2 separate regions of the Mus musculus genome follow, and region 1 is linked to region 2. The links are chromatin loops, found by intact Hi-C in ENCODE. Cell type or tissue: gastrocnemius. All regions are shown on one strand. Each heading gives the region's core, and the rest is flanking DNA. Links, peaks and the distances in the headings are about the cores only. Region 1 overlaps Ccdc190 (coiled-coil domain containing 190). Region 2 holds the start of Nuf2 (NUF2, NDC80 kinetochore complex component).

Region 1 (9,702 bases), core at 1,125-9,124, 400 kb after region 2:
ACTTCCAGTCCTAAGGAGTAATTTACTGGGGGAGGTGGGGGAGGGCACAGCCCCCGCCTCACGGTGGGATGCTCATTAACATTATCAGGTAGCTGCGTGTTTATAAGATCGATATAAAAAGAAATACCCTGTGCTTTTATGAATCCCATTCAAAAATATTCTCAATGCTAAAATGGAGTTATTTCTACGGTAAGGAAGGAGCCCCCTGTTCCTGTTAGAAGGCTCAAGGGTTGTATGAGCAGAACCTAGGAGCAGAAGAGAGAGGTGATGCAGGAGAGGGAAGTTGCCAAGTGATGCGTGGCTGGGTACCAGCTGACCATGCTTAGCAGAAAGGAAGAGTGTGTGCAAAGGGATAGACAAAGTATAGTTTGCCACAAATGGTTCCGCATTGCTGAACTGCTCATGCAGTTTCTGAACCCGTACTAACCAGGCAGCGACTCCAGCCATAGCTTCACAAGGGTAGACCCCATCCTACAGGGGCTGGGTGCAGGGGATTCCACGTTCATGGTTTAGAGATACAGTTTCTGACTACAGTGCTTATGAAGGAAGAAAGGAAGAAAGAAAGAAAGAAAGAAAGAAAGAAAGGAAGGAAGGAAGGAAGGAAGGAAGGAAGGAAGGAAGAAAGAAAGAAAGAAAGAAAGAAAGAAAGAAAGAAAGAAAGAAAGAAAGAAAGAAAGAAAGAAAGAAAGAAAGAAAGAAAGAGGGAAGGAGGGAAGGAGGGAGGGAAGAAGGAAGGGAGGGAAGGAAGGAGGGGAAGGGAAGGAAAGGAAGGAAGGAAGGAAAGAAAGAAAGAAAGAAAGAAAGAAAGAAAGAAAGAAAGAAAGAAAGAAAGAAAGAAAGAAAGAAAGAAAGAAAGAAAGAAAGAAAGAGCAAGCTTGGGACACAGCCAGAGTAGACCTGATAGAATTCCAAATGTAGGGTTTGATGTAAAAGGCTTGAACTAGAATCTTGGCAGGAGAAAAAAATGGGACAACCAGTCTTTCAAGACATTGAGAAAGTAGAATCTATCAGGGTTCCATGACGTGATGCAGCCAAGCATAAAGGAAATCAGAGTAAAGTGCCCTGCTCAAGGTAGTCCATCGAAGGTACAGGGCTAAACGGGATAACTAGGCAGATACAATGCCATGCCATTATGGTGAAGACAGCGAGAAAGGTGAAGGCACAGAGAAAAGATATATTCATTTCTGAGCCTATTGGCTCTGCCGTCTCAACTGCAGAAGAGTGGGCTGCCTGGAGAGCTAGCAAATCCTTTTTTAATATTTAATTAAACACCTATAGCTTATTGAAAATAGGTTAAAACATAAAAGTGTCTCGATCTAGCCCTAAGGAGACAATAAAGCAAAGGACTCAAAGAAGTGACTCCAAGAGTTTTATGTGACATCCATGGCCCTTGTGTGGTTCTGAGCCCTTATCCCTGGTGCCCAATACATTCTAACCACAACTGGTGCTTCTCAGGAGGGGGTGGTGGTATCCTGGCTTTTGTTTGGTGGTGGCAGTTTGCTATGTGTTTGGTTGATATTCTTGGCACAATTTCTGGTTTGGGTTTAGTAGGGAGGCAGTTGGCCTAGTACTCAGGTTCGAATCCAGGGCTTTTTGTATGTTTAGCAATCTATCTACCACTAAACAACACCGCCAGCCTTTAACCACTCTAACTTGAAGTGATTCTCACTAAAACACAAAGCAATGCAAGATTTTCCATTCCAAATGACTCAGCCTTCAATGCCTTGAAAACTAATAGAGTCAGTCGGTGTGTTCTCTTCAGCTGTGACTACTGAGGCCCGGAACATCACCTGGAAAAATGCAAAGTTCACGGATTCCTGGCCTCAGGCAGTTGCAAACCTTTGCCACGGGTAGAAGGCAGGCACACAACTGTAGTAAACAGACAAAATGTTCACACCCGGTTATTTTCTTTTTTAAACACTTGTGCCTGCCAAGTAACGCATTAGAACAAAGCCCACCGGGCCTGAGGCAGTTGCAACATCTGATCTTGGTGTCTAAATCCTCTCTGACATGTTCTAGGCAAACAGTTGGACCTGTGGAACCTTGCTGTTCCCATCCACTGTGTCAGAGTATTGCAACACGTGAAGGGAGCCCAGCATCCTCACATACCAGCTCTCTGAAGCCCCAGTTCTGGGTGTACAGTTTCCTCTCTCACTGTACTCATTTTCTAGGGCTGCACAGCAAAGTGCCAAAACCACACAGCTCAGTCCATGTGCCTTCACTGTGTCAACATTTGAAGCTTAGAAGTCAAAATGGGCATGTGAGCAGGGCTGGTTTCCTTGGGTGTGACACAGGAGCAGGCTTTCTCTTTGATGTGTAGACGACAGGTCCCTTCACGCTGCCCAATCTGCGTGTCTGCTCAGATTTGCTGTTGCCATAGAAACCCCATCACAATGGCCAGGACCTACCATAATGTCTTCATATTAATTTTATCATCTCTACAAAAAGCCTGTCTGCAAGCAATATCATAATACTAAGGATTAGGACCCAACGAATGAAATTTTGCATAATTCAGTCCACATTATTTTATTTTATTTTTAACACATTAACTTACTTTAAACTGTATTTTATTTATGTGCACATATGTTTGTGTGGATATCTGAGTGAGTGTATGAGCACATGTGTGTGCAAATATGGACAGAGACCAAAAGAGGGTGTCAGGTCCTTTGGAGCTGGAGTTAAAGATGTTTGTGAGCCCTGGATGTGGATCCAGACTCTTGGTCCTCATGATTGAGCATCGGAGCGCTCTTATCAGATGAGCCATCCTTCCAGCCTATTGTTTGATAATTATTTCTTAGCAGATATCATCAAGAAAAGGTTCTCTTCTTATGTGGGGCATGAAATTCAAAAGAGATCGAAAGATGTTGTCACATTCTTGCCACCAACAGGACAGAGGCACGCAGTCCCGGAGCCTAAAATTAGGTAAGTATATGATTAAGTGCTTAGGTAGACACTGGATCCCACTTCCCCACCAATCTCTCTAAAGCATGTCCTCCATCTGAGGAGATTCTTCCTTCTTCTTCCTAGACAGACACACTCCTGCCCCTCTCCCTTCACCCTCCACCCTCCACCTTCCACCCCTTCTCACCCACTTTACCACCTCAACTGAAACCACACTGAAGGGAACCACAGTCTAAAACCCAGAAAGGTAGCCAGGCAGCGCTGGCACAAAGCCTTTAATCCCAGCACTTGGGAGGCAGAGGCAGGTGGATTTCTGAGTTTAAGGCCAGCCTGGTCTACAGAGTGAGTTCCAGGATAGCCAGGACTACACAGAGAAACCCTGTCTTGGGAAAAAAACAAAACAAAACAAAACAAAACAAAACAAAACAAAACAAACAAAACAAAACAAAACAAAAAACAAAAAAACTCAGAAAGGACTAAGTAGGAGCCTCTAAATTTTTCAAAGATGTTTATTTCTTCCTTTTCATCTCTTCCCTCAACTCCCCAGAACACTGAAAAACAGTGTTACCCAAGAAGTTAAAACTAAGATTCCGGTGCCCTCTTTACATGACCCTGTCCTCAAAGACACCCTGAGAAGCCAAGAGCACCTTCTATCTCACGGTGAGAGAACCAGCTGCTTCAAAGAAGGAAGCCCACAAGGCCAGGAGGGAGAGCCCACGAATCCACTGAAGGGCGTGGACCCCAGCAAGGATGTCTCTGTCCCATGTCATGACCAAGAGCTGTCCACCAACAAGACAGAAGACAGTGGCGTGTCCAGCCAAGATGGTGAGAGAGGGTCAGCACCTGCTAATGAGACCAGATCTGAAAATGCCAGTCAAAAGCCACGTGGAGATGCTGATGTACAAAATTCCCCCAGCTCCGTGGACTATGCAGGAAGCTTCAAAGATGAACGCACAAAGCCATCCTTCCTAGAGCTGTTCGAAAAGGCCAAGAATGCTCACTATGTCCGCCACAGGGTGCCCCCCGAGTCTGAGAGATTACTTAGCATCGGAGAGATATTTGGACACAAACACTACTCACTCCCCAGAACAGGGGAAACACTGTGAAAATGGTGCCAAGTCCCTTCCTCTCTGCCTGTGTAATGTCGCCTGACCAGAAGATATTCTGTAATCACTATGGAAACGAGACCCTTCAAATAGCTGCCGTAGCAACGCACAGAAACAAGCAGAAATGCAAAATAAGCTTTCTTTTGCAACCTCGGGGACCCTGCCCTTTTGTTTGGTCTTCCTCCTAATAAACAAGGCCACTATGAAGAGGAAGGAGAGGGAAAATACTATGAAAATATTTTAAGTTGCGAACCTGGGCTTATTTTGAAGAAGAAAGTCTTGTTTGTCCGAAGCTCTGCGATGCTTAGAGTGCCACCTGCTGGTCAAATGGCATAGCTATTTGCCTAGTTTTCTTTGAGGTGGGGGGGTGGGAGGGGTGGGGAGGGTGTTGCATGGGAACTCAACTGAAATCACGTACGGTGACCTGGTCTCCAGATAAAAGCTGTTCTAGCCACAGCTCTGGTCTCCTTTTGAAGCATCTCCTCTCTTCTCCCTTTTGTTTCTCTTTCCTTCCCTCTCTCCACCCTCCCTCCCCTCCTCTCCCCTTCTCTTCCCTCCTTTCCTTACTTTCTTTCCAAACAGTTCCATTGGGTTTCTCTTTCCCAGTTTCCACATTAGTATCAAACATTTTTGGGTCCTAATGGAACTAATCTGTGTCCTTCCGTCTTCTCCCTACTCAAAATATCTTACGACCTGCTGCACACTTACAAACCTATGCCAGATTCAGTCAATAACAAACCGTCTCACAGTAAAATAAGGATAATTTCCATTTTAAAGTCATTGTTTTAAGCGAGTGTGATGCCACATGTTTATAACTCCAGTATCCCGGTATTTGGGACGCTGAAGCAGGAGGATTAACAGAGACTAGTGACACAGTGAAACCCTGTCAGGACAAGCTCTCTTAGGAAAACAAAGACCACTGGTTTAAGTAGGTCAGCATAGCCTGGGTCCCACTGAATGAACTGAGTAAAACTGGTCCCCTACCTAGATGGCCTGAATTTCACACTTAAAACAAATGGTGTCATTTGTCATCAGAAAACAGCAGCTCACAGCTAATCCATTTAAAATCCTATTCCTCGCCTAATAATACACCAAATAAAAATTTCACGTTTATCGTTTATAGTGACTTCTTTAGAAAAACTATCTTTTACTTTTAAGTCCAAGATCAAATAGCAACTGTTAAATTCAAGTTTTCAACCCTATAGCAAACTTGGAAACCAAAAGGATAAATTCAGGACTTATATATTTGTTTTGCAAGTATTTGTTTACTTTGAATTAGTTTGTTTCTTTTTTCTTTTTGGTTTTTTGATTTTTTTGATTGATTGATTGATTGATTGATTTTGAGACAGTGGTTAAACTTGCTGTCCCAGGTTGGCCCTGAACTCCCAGGTTCAGCAATCCTCCTGCCTCACCCTCCTGAGAAGCTGGCATTGTAGGCTCTTACAGTTAAGCAGACATATTTGTTGCAGTCTACCTTGAGGACATCTTGAAGAACTAGAAACTATTTATATCGAAAATGATAAAGGACCCCATCGTCTAATACTAAAGCTCCTAGGGGTTAAATTAATTCAAATTTAATGACAAAGTATGAATTAATTGTGTTTAGTTTAATAACACTATTTAATTCCCATTTGCGATGCCTGGTGTTTAAATCCATAACTCATAATAGCTCCCATTTTCCAGCATCTCCTGCTGTCCAGAGCTTCCCACACAGCATCCCAGTTGTCCTCAGAACTCTGCAAATGGTTTTTCTTTCAGTCTTCATTAGATAAACAGAGCCAGGCAGAAAATGTCCTCTGAGTCAGGTCTGCACACTGCCCTCTGTCACACTCCCTCTATCTACTGTGCTACCTCTTGGAAAAATCAGTTTTTTAGCCCAGCCTTTGGCCTTCAATGGCAAGGCAATAGTTTATAGTAGAAATAGCATTTTTTTTCTTTTAGTGTGTCCTTTAATGGGGAAGGCAGGTCAGGGGCAAAGGTCAATGGTTCACAAGTTGTTTACACTAGTCATGAAGGCAGGGGCTCCTAGAACAGAGAACCACCTTTGCAAAATGCCCAAGGACTGGGGAGAGATCTGCTCACAAATCTCCACTCCCTGGTGGAAAGGGAGCTTTCTCCTTCACTGTATTACCCTAATGTCTTCTGTGTGGAGGGCATCTACTCTTTGCCTGGAGGTAGAGGCGTTTGGACACTCACAGAGGTGGCGACTGAGCCCCTCTCGACCGGCCCTAAGCTGTAACACAGAAACTCCATCAGTTCTGCAAGGAAATTTTAAAGTGGATCAAGAACAACATGAGGTGGCATCGATGACTCAGTAAGGAGCTTGCTGTCCAAGCACAGAGACCTGAGGGCAGATCTGTCATCTACATAAAAGCTTGGTGTAACCAAACATACCTGTAATCCTAGCTCTGTGGGGAACGGGATGCAGGGCACAGAAACGGATCCCAGGGCTAACTGGTCGTCTGGTCTGCCAGAAATAGCACTGGGCATTAACTTCTGGCTTTCACATCCTCCTGCATGAGGCAAGTCTGCACACAGGTGACACCCAATGAGAGAATCTGTACAAAATAAAAGCATTTACAGCAAAAAGTAAGGAGTACCAGGGCAATTGTAAAGGAAACTGGAAATCATGGGAGAAAATGGGAACCATTCTGGTTCCCCCTCACCAAGCTGAGACAGTTCAGTTCCTGAGGCAGAGAGGCGCACGCTGAGCCGCAGTCATTATCAAGACCGCAAGACTTATCAGCAGATCAAGGCTGAGGCCAGCCTGGTCCATGTGAGGCCCTGTCCCAAGAAAGCCCCTTGATGAAATTTTTTGTAAAAAGACATATTTAGTACAGAATCTTCATCTCACTTATGGCTAGAATATGGATCACTTGCGATTGCTAGGAAGAAAGGTTTCACCTGATCAGGCATAACGTGAAACACCCCCCAGATGTCTCCACTTCCCCACCACTACTGTGAACAGGTCGCTGTTACATTCCCTAATAATGGCCATCAATTACAGTATAAATTAACTTCAATATCATCAGTCATGCTATTTTGAATGGTTTGAGCTTAATTGTATAAAAATTGTTCCATGGAAGTGAGCCACAGGGAAGTCTCGTCAGACTCTAAGTAACACATATGAGTTTGACCCACCCTGACGCCATCACTGTCATGATCACTAAAGAGAGAAACTCTCAATTCAAACATTTAGCCTGTGATAAATGACAATGTATGTAAGCTACGTGTAAGGATAGTTCATTGCCCAAGTGGCAATGAGAACCTTTCTGTGTATTTTTGCTGAGGACTCTCCCTGTGTTGGAGTGAGAGGAGACAAAGGGTGTTACGGAAGTTGGCCAAATGGACATGCCTCAAGGCCGGGGGAGAGAAGCAGACAGCAAGCAAGTGTATTCCTGCTCATCAGCAACCATGTCCTATTCAACTTTCTCCTGAACTCCAGAAAATAGGACGCTAATGATCAGAATGTCCAGTGAGTCTGCTGATGGATCTGCTGGTTTTGAATTTAGCTCAACATGAGGCTGGTGATGCATAAGTGGTTAAGGAGCCAAGGATTGGAGGGAGACCTCCGTCTCCTCTCACTCATGAAAAGAGAGTTTTCACCTTTGCCTCAGAAAGGCCAGACTATGTGTTCAGAATCTCAGAGGCAGTAAGTCCCAGAAGCAGAATGAACCCAGGGACCCAAGCCTTCTGCATCGCCCCACCACATTCAGCTACCCCAGCAGGCTCCAAAAGCCCATAGCCAGCCAGCCCAGTGGTCTCCTGAAATGGGGAGGCTGTGATGGCAGCCAAACAACAGCCATGGAAGCTATGGGCTGGACTTAAAGATGCAGAAAAGGGTTAGAAATATATATGTAGGGGCTGCAGAGAAGGCACAGCAGTTAAGAGTACTGGCCACCAGAGGACCTGGTCTCTCTTCCTAACACCTACATGGCAGCTAAGTACTCTCTGTAATTCCAGTTCCAGGGGATCCAACTCTCTCCTCGGGCCTCTATGCACTGCACACACATGGGGCACAGGCATGCATGCAGGCAAAATACCCACACACATAAAACAACTAAAATTATATATATATGGAGTTTTACAGGCTAGATATAAGAGTTCTCACATCTGCATGGTTTTCTTATATTCATTTTTCTAAGGGCATATGAACACATCATGCACACACGTGCACACACACACACATACACACACACACGTACGCATTCATCACTTTCTTTAGGAATAAAAGTATAGAGAAGGCCCTCATGGCTGCACAGTGGCTCACTATAGAAGTCCACAGCAGCAATGTTGTGCCTCTCCGCAGGCTAGTGGGAGGAGATTGTTTGGGGACATGATGGTGAATGCTGATCCTAACAGTTTGGGTTTGGTTACTCTTGCTATACAATGGAGGCCGGTCTCAAACTCTCAGTCCTGCTCAGTCCTGCTCAGTCCTTGAGTTAAAGGTGTGTCCCATTTGTTACATTTGGCAACTAGACATTTTTTTAAGTTCCAGAAAATTTGATAGAGATTTTGCCCATGTTTTTATCCAAGCTCATCTTCAAAATAACAAACTCGGTGTAAGACAAGCCCTAAATGTAAAGGGAAAATGGTCAGATTCATTTTGGACTAGAGACAAAGGCACAGAAAGAGAACTGGGCAGAGCCCCACCTGGCAGCTTCTCTGGGGATCTCTAAGGATTCAGGATAGGCTATCTCACTGCTGTCCCCATCCCTAGCAAACTGAGCCTCCAGCGTGCACACAACCTGCAGGTCTGAGCTGGCTGCCCCCAGTAGCTTGTGTCCATCCAGAGCAGAAGCATTACCTAATGGTGTTGTGTTCAAATGTGAACAAAAACCCTGCTGTACAGCATAGCATAAGGTCAAGACTGTTCTATAATTATATTCACAGCAAAAGGTGACTATCTCTTCATCACAGGACTGATTCTCAGTAGACACTCTTTCACTATACAGATGGATACCTATTTTCCATTTACCTGGAAATAACTCTGCTGGGGTTGAAGAGAGTTCACCCACAGGAAAATGTGCCCCTATATCAGCGATCAGATGCCTAGGTGTGCAAGCTCACAACTCATCCTTGCCCTGCTGTTTAATCCTGAATATCACGCAGATAAGTATAACACAGTTATACTCAGGGACAGAAGGCACATCTCATTATTCTCCTGGGGGTTTACCAAGGGTCCCAGAGTTGGAAGGGGATACAGAGATCAGCCAGTTCAACCCCAGTTCAAAGATGTGAGATGGCTTTTTAAAAGAAGTAGGCTATGAAAGTGATTATTTGGGGTGAATTTTTAGTCAGTGAATTTTGGTTTAGAATGGAAATTTGTTCACAGTATGCGTGTCAATGCTGCCCCCTAGTGGTAAAGATGGCCCATTCAGGAAAAATTACCTTGAGAGTCAAGAAGTTAGCTATTATGCTAACATAATTTCTCAAAGGGTTTTCTAAGAAATCTTACTAAGTGCGATTAGGGAAAGACATAGAGTTGAAATAAGTCTGGGGAAACCTGGGTTAGATAATTGGAATCAATTTCTCTAGATGAGACTTCTCTTAAGTCTTTAGCATGTTAATATCAGGATGAGCATCCAGAAAGAAAATAAAAGAAGCTGAAGTACCCTAATGGATATGGCATGGGAACTTTGTCCATACATAATCTCCAGGAACTATGGTGACCTGCTAAGCACATTTTAAAAAC
Region 2 (9,702 bases), core at 839-8,838:
GAAATATTATTTTGTCAACATCTTCCTTTGTATTAGTCTATGTCTGTGTGTATGCAGGTACATGTGGAGACCAAAGGCAGCCTCCAATTGTTTCTCAGGTGCCAACCATTCATCTTTCTGTCTGCCTTTCTTTTTTTCTTTCTCTTTCTTTCTTTCTTTCTTTCCTTCTTTCTTTCTGGCATCTATTAATCATCCATTTACTTGTTTGTTTACTTACTTATTTAAAGATATGGTCTCATGAGCCTAGATTTATTTACTCAGAAATGGCATCTATGCCAGGTAGTGGTGGTGCATGCCTTTAATCCCAGCACTTGAGAGGCAGAGGCAGGTGGATTTCTGAGTTCAAGGCCAGCCTGGTCTACAGAGTGAGTTCCAGGACAGCCAGGGCAACACAGAAAGACCCTGTCTCGAAAACAAAACAATACAAAAAACAAGGAAAGAAGGAAAGAAAGGAAGAAAGGAAGGAGCTCATTTATTTAATCATAATCACTTAGAGGTCATCAAGTTCGCTAGGCTGACTGACCACCAGGGGCCTGCCTGTCTCCATCTCTACAATGCTGAGACTATAAGTAAATACTATCATGCCTAGAACTAAAAAAATAAAAAATAAAAACAGTGGGTTCTAGGGGTTGACTCAGGTCTGCCTTTCCACACCGAGCTATTTCCCCAGCCAGTCAATCTTGGTCTAGGGCAGAGTGTTAATACAGGAAGGAACTGCTTCTAGTGACTGCGGGCAATTGTAGCACTCATATAGAAATAGAGTTATGATCCAGTGAAAGAAACTCCAAGAGCTTCAACATGGCCTGTGATCCTGGATTTTCCCCACACGCTTCTTACAGAATTTGAACTTTAAACTATGATTTTTACTTTCTACTACTGAATTTCATAACTGTAAACTTTTATTTAAGAACTAGGATCACTCAAATTTAGTTAAGATGCTTCATACATTAGCCATCTATTTCAGTGTAAATGTTGGGGAAAGCAAAATATCCTACCCTGAGTATTGTTGCTTCCTGTGTTTCAAGAAACCACAGACCTCTGTAGACGCAGGAAAGGCTCAACAAGGTCCTCCTGTCAAAAGACATGTATAGATATTTACATTAGAAAAGAGAAAAAGCAGTCAGAGGTTTCTCTATGGGAAAGTTTCCTCTCTGCATAGAGAGATCTCAGCCTGAAAACAAGACAATTTACAGCCGGGCGTGGTGGCACACGCCTTTAATCCCAGCACTCGGGAGGCAGAGGCAGGCGGATTTCTGAGTTCGAGGCCAGCCTGGTCTACAGAGTGAGTTCCAGGACAGCCAGGGCTACACAGAGAGAAACCCTGTCTGGAAAAACCAAAAAAAAAAAAAAAAAAAAAAAAAGCCATTTCTGATCCCTGCCCAGGTACAGGTCACTACAGGACAATCAGGACAATGACATGAGAGACTCCATCAGTATGGCAAGGCAGCCTCCGTTTACTGTGTATCCCCTCTAGCCACAGCTGTAACTCTCCAGTCACCCTCTTTCCCTACAGAAGTTCATGCCCCTCACTAATCTCTTTCTGCGCTCGAGTAGCAAGTCCTCCTTTGGGTTCAGGCACATATCAGATTCTGGGCTTTTCTGTTCCGTATCCTGAGGTCAGTTTATTTCTTCAATTGAAACCATCAAGCTTTCAGAGGCAAAAAAATTGAATTAAGCATTCAATATTTTTCATCTGCATCTCAGTTTTTGAAATTGTTTATAAGAACATAAGGGGTTACTTGAGAAAAAAAACAAGCCACACCTAGATTAGAGATAGATTAATAACAGAAAACGTGGGTATAAAATCATAATCACACACCCCTCTCTGCTGATGTGATATACACTACTGTCAGGGTAATTCTTATAAACCATCAAACCCTTACAAACGTACAAAGGGCTTACCTACCACACAAATCCCAGCCTTTCCCACTGAAGTTGCCAAAGCCTTTAATAATCTCATGCTCTTTCTGGTCCAAGTTAATGCCTTCCAAGTCTTCTCCTAAGTGTCCAATGTTGTGTTACACCTGCCTGAGAATTTCTGAGGATCAATTTCCCAACGTAAAGCTACCCAGAGGCTCACAACTGCACTTAGAAGTAATAATGCTCTCTTCTCAGAAGCAAATTGTGTTCATTTTAATAGTGCAATTTCAGTTCCAACTCCTGTGTGTGTGTGTGTGTGTGTGTGTGTTGCGTATACAGAGAAAGAGGCCATCTAACTATAAAGATACTATATACTTTATATACAGTAAAACAGCTCTCTGACATTTTAGTTCAAATAGGACAATTACCTCTAGGAGCTCCCATTTCTCCGTTATATGTAACACTTCAGTGCTAAGCACAACATAACTTACATTATATACAACTGGCTTTGCAATGCAAACTTAAGCAAGCAACTCCCAATTCTGAGGAACTAGATAAAGCATTCCTGGAAAATACGGGGAAGGCTTTGTGTTACACCCACGTAGATCCAGGTACATTCAGCTCCCTGACTTTTGGATTATGATATTTTCGCCTTTTGATAAATGGTTCTTGGTTTAATCCAGAGATGGTGGCGCAATGGAGATACATAAAAAATTGGCAAGCATTCAAACAAGTCACACTGACGCCATTCTTGTGGCTCATGCCCGTAAAGTCAGCACTTGAGAGATGGGAGGTGAGAGACTCCCAGGACTCATAGGAAGGGACCTTTGATGAAATGCCCGGCAGTAGGGAGAGGGAACTTATAGAGCCCACCTCCAGCAGAAAGACAGGACATCAAGTGAGGGATGGGGTTGCCATCCCACTGTCACACCTCTGACCCATAATTGTTTCTCTCTGAAAGAATTCCAGGGATGGAAATGGAGAGGAGCCTGTGAAAAAGAAGGTCCAGTGACAGGCCCAAAGTGGGATCCAGCTCAAGGGGCAGTCCCAAGGCCTGACACTACTACTGAGGCTATGAAGCGCTCACAAAAAGGGATCTAACATGACTGCCCTCCGAAAGACCCAACAAGCAGCTGAAAGAGTCAGATGCAGATATTTGCACCCAACCAATGGACAGAAGCAGCTGATCCCTGTTGTTGAATTAGGGATGGCTGAAAGAAGCTGAGGAGGACGATCCTGTAAGGGGACTAGCAATCTCAATTAATCTGGATCCCTGAGATCTCTCAAACACTGGACCACCAAACAGACAGCATACACCAGCAGATATGAGGCCCCCAACACACATAGAGGACTGCCGGGTCTGTGTTCATTCAGAGATGATACACCTAACCCTCAAGAGAGTGGAGGCCCCAGGGAGTTTAGAGATCAGGTGGGGTGGGGGCATCCATGTGGAGACAGGGTGGGGAGGGGAGGAGTTTGGGATGTGGATCAGTCGGAGGGTGGATGGGGAGGGGCGGGGAATGGAATATGAAGTGTAAAAAAATTGAATTACAAATAAAGTTAAATAAATAAATAAAAAAAGGCTAGTCTCAGGAATATAGGGGTTCGAGACCAACCTGGGATAGATGAGCCTGTCAAATCAACACACAAGTTAGTAAACCCAGATGCCCCGATCCTTGGCCTTGCACCCGGCCCTCCAACGCTCACCCGCTCAAACTCACCTGGAGGCCTAGCAGCTCACGGAAAAACAGTTAAAAACCGAGCGTCCAACCGAAAGCCGCTGACCGTTGTCATTTTTCAAACCGGCCGCCTTTTTTTGTGAGGCCGGCCCCTTTCCGCACAGCGCGCTTCCTTCGCGACGGATGCCGAGAAGGCTCAGAAGACCCACGGTGGGTGGGACTTGACGAGTTGCGCAGCGAGCCAGGCTCCAGATCAGCGGAATCATTCTTCAGGGTTATAGTTTCTAGCCGGAACCGCGATTCCGCCAGACCAGGAAGCGCAGCAGTTAGGGGGAGGAGTTCCGGGATGTGTTTACCGGGTTGTCCCAGACTGGAACTTTGCCTTCAGCGTACCTGATAGCGAGCAGGCAGACAGACGGTTTCTAGCCCCTTCTCTTAGGCTCAGAGAGTAACAGGCAATAGAGGATGTGTTGTTCCCAAATTAATCAAAGGCATTATAGAGAATCCAGGAGTAGTAGTAACAGTCTTACTGTTTGATAAGCATTGATGGGGTCAAATTTTGACCTCACTGGATATTTGTACACATCATTTCTCCTTAGGTCCATGAAAGCTTGAGGGCGGGGCAGCGAATGGATGGATAGACATTGTTAAGGACGTCCAATTTAAATCTTTAATTTACTCACTTTGAGGACTCAATATAGGATAATAAATCTAGAAGCATAAACGTACTGGAATATGATTCTACACTTGCCAAACATGAGCAAAACCACTAGTTCATCTCATCGGTGAGCCATTTCTGTGGCTTACTGACATTACAGGTAACAAAGAATATACAGAACTCTCTATTCACGGGTGTTTTAATATCCTTTGAGTACCTTTACTACTTGATTTTTTTAATAAATAGGTAAGATTTTAATTGTTATATTCTTGAGCCAATATTATAGAACATAGTTTCATATAAGTAGATGGAACATGGCTACACTGAAAATACAGTACAATTTAACATGGAGAATTCTGGCAACGTAGCTTTATATCCGGTTTATTCACTGGGCGGCGCTGCTGCATTGATTTTAACATTACTGAGAATTTCATTCCATTTCTTTCCAGTAATCAAAACTACAGAGATAAACATCGGACACAATGTTCTGGATTAAAAATTTTTTTTTTCTAAATTTATGGGCTTTAAAGTACATGTTTACAGTCCTGGCTTAAGAAGAAAAATAGCATTGAATTCAAGTAGTTGTCTGCATTTTATTTCTCTCTAATCATTCTTGTTAATCTGTTTGCCTCTTCAGTCACGTTCATCTTTAGGAAAGATTTTGGAAATTGAGCTATACATTTGAAATACTTTATGCAGTACTAGTCTGAAACTGTAAAATACCTAACATTCGCTGTTTGTGGTGAACTCTAAATAAATACAAGGAACCACAGACCTGGCATTGTGCTTTAACCCCTTAAAATACTTTCCTCAACGTGTACATGAAGTTATATTATTTTAATGTAGTTTATATAAACACCATTCTGAATCATCAGTCAAACATATTTAATATCATGAAAATACTTGCTCAGTGTTTTTATTAATTCAAATTTTATGTTCTAGTAAATTTCCAGTGTTGACTTTATGAGAGCCCGTGGTGTTAACAGTATTTCAAGGGAGCTGACAAGGATTTCTCAGAAAAATTTTAAAAGTAATGTACTCTTCAAACCATGGTTGTGCTTGCCTCTAATGTCAGTACTCCACAGGGAGAGGCAGGCAGATCTCTACGAGTTTGAGGCCAAGCCTGGTCTAGATAGTATTAGCCTGATCTTCATGGTGAGTTCCAAACCAGCCAGAGTTATATATAAGGAGACTCTGGAAACAAAAAAAGAATAAAACTTAATATATTCTATTTTTTGATAGAAAAGATATATAACTTCAATTTATTTGAATTTGTTACCATCTAAAAACATATTTTGAGTAAATAGACTTACATCACATTCTTCTTTCCCTTTTGTTCCCCAACTCCTCCAGGAGAGCCTCCCCCCATTCAAAACCTTCAATACCTTTCATTTGTTATCATATTCTTTAAAATTTATAAAATTTAAAAATGTTTTAAATTTTAACAAAATAATGAGCATTATCAAAGTTGTCTGATATAAAACAACAATCAATTGAACAGTCTTATGTAGATGTTTGTCTACAGCAATACTGAAAATACACGTGTTTTTCTCAATATAAATTTTAAGTAACTCCAAATATATTAACTGTATGATATTTAAAATAATATTTTAAATAATATATCACTTTTAGTTTTTTAAATGATCATAAATAGATGAAGTCTTTGTTTTTATTTAGTACAGCTGAAAATCTTGACTCTTACTGGGGTACACACACAAAATAAGAACAGTTTTTGGACATCGAAGTTCATTGTAATAAGGTTGTACTTGAATGACCCTCACATCACCAAAGAATTTTACCTCCATAGTAGCTAAGCCAAGAGTTGACAGTTCTGCTGCTCCAAGGAATGAATTGTAGACACGATTTTTGGATACAGGTATCCTGCTATGGTCAAAGCTATTTGACTTGAGTGATTATCATCATTCTCAGCCCACAGGGAACAAGTTACATTCATTTAAGAAATGGTGTGTGTATTAAGATGGTCTATCCATGAAGTCATTCATCAACTGTTTCAATGAACAATGGGTCTGATTGGAGGGTGGCACAGACGTTAGGTGAGGGTAAGATTCTGGTTCATTGGCTGTGATGATTTTGAAAAACATTCATCTCAGAATAAGAGTAACTTATAAAGTCCTCTTCTTCAAAATTGATACAATAATTATAAATACCAAGCAATGCCTTCATTCTCACTCTTTGCTATTCTCTTACAAGCCACCTCCCAAGTTAATTGTCTACATTTCTTTTGGCTGTATAAATCATTTTGGAATATGTAAGCTGTTCTAAAAACCATAGTATAGTGTAAAAACATCACATAAACAATCCTACTAATAGAGAGGCTGAGATAGGAGAAGCATGATTTCAAGACCATTATGTGGCACACAGAAAGACCCTGTCATGTACAAATAAGCAGAAAGTGTATATGGATTGTACAATATTGGACGTCTTTCTCCCATTACAAAATTAGAGAAACAACAGGTTGACAGCTGACAAATTTCTAATTCCCATACTTTTGAATTTCAATTGATTATGATATGTTGGCAACATTAATTTTCATACTGAGAGATAGTAAGGAAAAGTGAATGTTACTTCCTGTTAATTTTCTTGTTAGAGGTGGAATTATTTTTGTGTAGGCTTGTTGAAAGACTATTTCTTGCTTCTTCTAGGGTGTAGTTTCACTCCTTGTGTTGTTGGTTTCCATTTATTATCCTTTGTAGGGCTGGATTTGTGGAAAGATATTGTGTAAATTTGGTTTTTTCATGGAATATCTGAGAGTGTTGCTGAATATAGTAGCTTGGCTGTTCTCTTAGGGTCTGTATGACATCTGCCCAGGATCTTCTAGCTTTCATAGTCTCTCGTGAGAAGTCTTGTGTAATTCTGATAGGTTTACCTTTATATGTTACTTGACCTTTTCCCCCTTGCTGCTTTTTAAAAGATGTATTTATTTACCTATTTATCTATTTATTTATTATATCTAAGTACACTGTAGCTGTCTTCAGATACCCCAGAAGAGGGCATCAGATCTCATTGCGGATGGTTGTGAGCCACCATGTGGTTGCTGGGATTTGAACTCAGGACCTTCGGAAAAGCAATCAGTGCTTTTTTTTTCCATTTTTTATTAGGTATTTAGCTCATTTACATTTCCAATGCTATACCAAAAGTCCCCCATAACCACCCACCCCCACTCCCCTACCCACCCACTCCCTCTTTTTGGCCCTGGCGTTCCCCTGTACTGGGGCATATAAAATTTGCAAGTCCAATGGGCCTCTCTTTCCAGTGATGGCCGACTAGGCCATCTTTTGATACATATGCAGCTAAAGACAAGAGGTCACGGGTACTGGTTAGTTCATAATGTTGTTCCACCTATAGGGTTGCAGATCCCTTTAGCTCCTTGGCTACTTTCTCTAGCTCCTCCATTGGGAGCCCTGTGATCCATCCATTAGCTGACTGTGAGCATCCACTTCTGTGTTTGCTAGGCCCCGGCATAGTCTCACAAGAGACAGCTACATCTGGGTCCTTTCAATAAAATCTTGCTAGTGTATGCAATGGTGTCAGCGTTTGGATGCTGATTATGGGGTGGATCCCTGGATATGGCAGTCTCTACATGGTCCATCCTTTCATCTCAGCTCCAAACTTTGTCCCTGTAACTCCTTCCATGGGTGTTTTGTTCCCAATTCTAAGGAGGGGCATAGTGTCCACACTTCAGTCTTCATTCTTCTTGAGTTTCATGTGTTTAGCAAATTGTATCTTATATCTTGGGTATCCTAGGTTTGGGGCTAATATCCACTTATCAGTGAGTACATATTGTGTGAGTTCCTTTGTGAATGTGTTACCTCACTCAGGATGATGCCCTCCAGGTCCATCCATTTGGCTAGGAATTTCATAAATTCGTTCTTTTTAATAGCTGAGTAGTACTCCATTGTGTAGATGTACCACATTTTCTGTATCCATTCCTCTGTTGAGGGGCATCTGGGTTCTTTCCAGCTTCTGGCTATTATAAATAAGGCTGCTATGAACATAGTGGAGCATGTGTCCTTCTTACCAGTTGGTGCATCTTCTGGATATATGCCCAGGAGAGGTATTGCTGGATCCTCCGGTAGTACTATGTCCAATTTTCTGAGGAACTGCCAGACTGATTTCCAGAGTGGTTGTACAAGCCTGCAATCCCACCAACAATGGAGGAGTGTTCCTCTTTCTCCACATCCACGCCAGCATTTGCTGTCACCTGAATTTTTGATCTTAGCCATTCTGACTGGTGTGAGGTGGAATCTCAGGGTTGTTTTGATTTGCATTTCCCTGATGATTAAGGATGTTGAACATTTTTTCAGGTGCTTCTCTGCCATTCGGTAATACTCAGGTGAGAATTCTTTGTTCAGTTCTGAGCCCCATTTTTTAATGGGGTTATTTGATTTTCTGAAGTCCACCTTCTTGAGTTCTTTATATATGCAATCAGTGCTCTTAACCACTGAGCCATCTCTCCAGTCCTCCCTTGCTACTTTTAAAATTCTTTATTGGTTTAGTGCATTTGGTGTTTTGATTATTATATGACGGGAGGAATTTCTTTACTGGTCCAGTCTATTTAGAGTTCTATAGTCTTCTTGTATGTTCATGGGCATCTCTTTCTTTAGATTAGGGAAGTTTTCTTCTATAATTTTGTTGAAGATATTTATTTGTCCTTTAAGTTGGGAATCTTCATTCCCCTTTATACCTATTATCCTTAGGTTTGGTCTTCTAATTGTGTCCTGGATTTTCTGGATGTTTTGGATTAGGAGCTTTTTGCTTTTTGTGTTTTCTTTCACTGTTGTGTCAATGTTTTCTATGGTATCTTCTGCACCTGAGATTCTCTCTTCTATCTCTTGTATTCTGTTGGTGATGCTTGTATCTATGGCTCCTGATCTCTTTCCTAGGTTTTCTAACTCCAGGATTGTCTCCCTTTATTGTTTCTATTTCCATTTTTAGATCCTGGATGGTTTTGTTCAATTCCTTTGCCTGTTTGATTGTGTTTTCTTGTAACTCATTAAGGGAATTTTGTGTTTCCTCTTTAAAGGGCTTCTAGCTGTGTTCTCCTGAATTTCTTTAAGGGAGTTATTTATGTCCTTCTTAATGTCCTCTATCATCATCATGAGAAGTGATTTTAGTTTTGAATCTTGCTTTTCTGCTGTGTTGAGGTATCCAGGACTTGCTATGGTGGGAGAATTGGGTTCTGATGATGGCAAGTAACCTTGGATTCTGTTGCTTACGTTCTTACACTTTCCTCCTGCCATCTGGTTATCTCTAGTGCAACCTGCCCTGGCTATTTCTGACTGGAGCCTGTTCTTCCTGTGATCCTGGTTGTGTCAGAACTCCTCTGAGTCAAGCTGTCTCTGTGATTCTGGTATTCTAGGATCCTGAGATCCTGGGTGTGTCTGAGCTCCTGGGAGTCAAGCTGCCTTTGGTACCTTGAGATCCTGGTGTGACCAAGCACCTGGGATCCTGGGATCCTCTGATTCTGGGCGTGTTAGAGCACCT

What was found. Peaks named below come from ENCODE experiments on the same cell type or tissue, not always from the same donor. Only the 100,000 strongest peaks of a DNase experiment are listed, where the experiment ranks them.
Region 1: a loop joins it to region 2, with 9 times the contacts of the local background. A loop is called at or near these places in 29 of 42 quality-filtered maps.

The regions. Positions count from the first base shown.
Region 1 is chr1:169,930,194-169,939,895 of GRCm38, forward strand. Ccdc190 (coiled-coil domain containing 190) reads left to right here. Exons shown (of 4, transcript NM_001033185.2): 3 at 2,802-2,922; 4 at 3,449-4,460. The coding sequence ends at 4,007. Among named protein-coding and RNA genes, the nearest start is that of Ccdc190, 6.1 kb to the left of the region's middle. In gastrocnemius, for the core only: a CTCF peak has its summit at 4,333 (motif pointing left); DNase peaks (open chromatin) are centred at 3,967 and 4,320; H3K4me3 peaks cover 767 bases.
Region 2 is chr1:169,527,741-169,537,442 of GRCm38, forward strand. Nuf2 (NUF2, NDC80 kinetochore complex component) reads right to left here and starts at 3,724. Exons shown (of 15, transcript NM_001355159.1): 1 at 3,582-3,724; 2 at 996-1,071. Gm34624 (a long non-coding RNA gene) reads left to right here and starts at 3,837. Exons shown (of 3, transcript XR_373698.2): 1 at 3,837-4,357. In gastrocnemius, for the core only: CTCF peaks have their summits at 3,838 and 4,577; DNase peaks (open chromatin) are centred at 3,786 and 4,588; H3K4me3 peaks cover 1,616 bases; H3K27ac peaks cover 1,466 bases.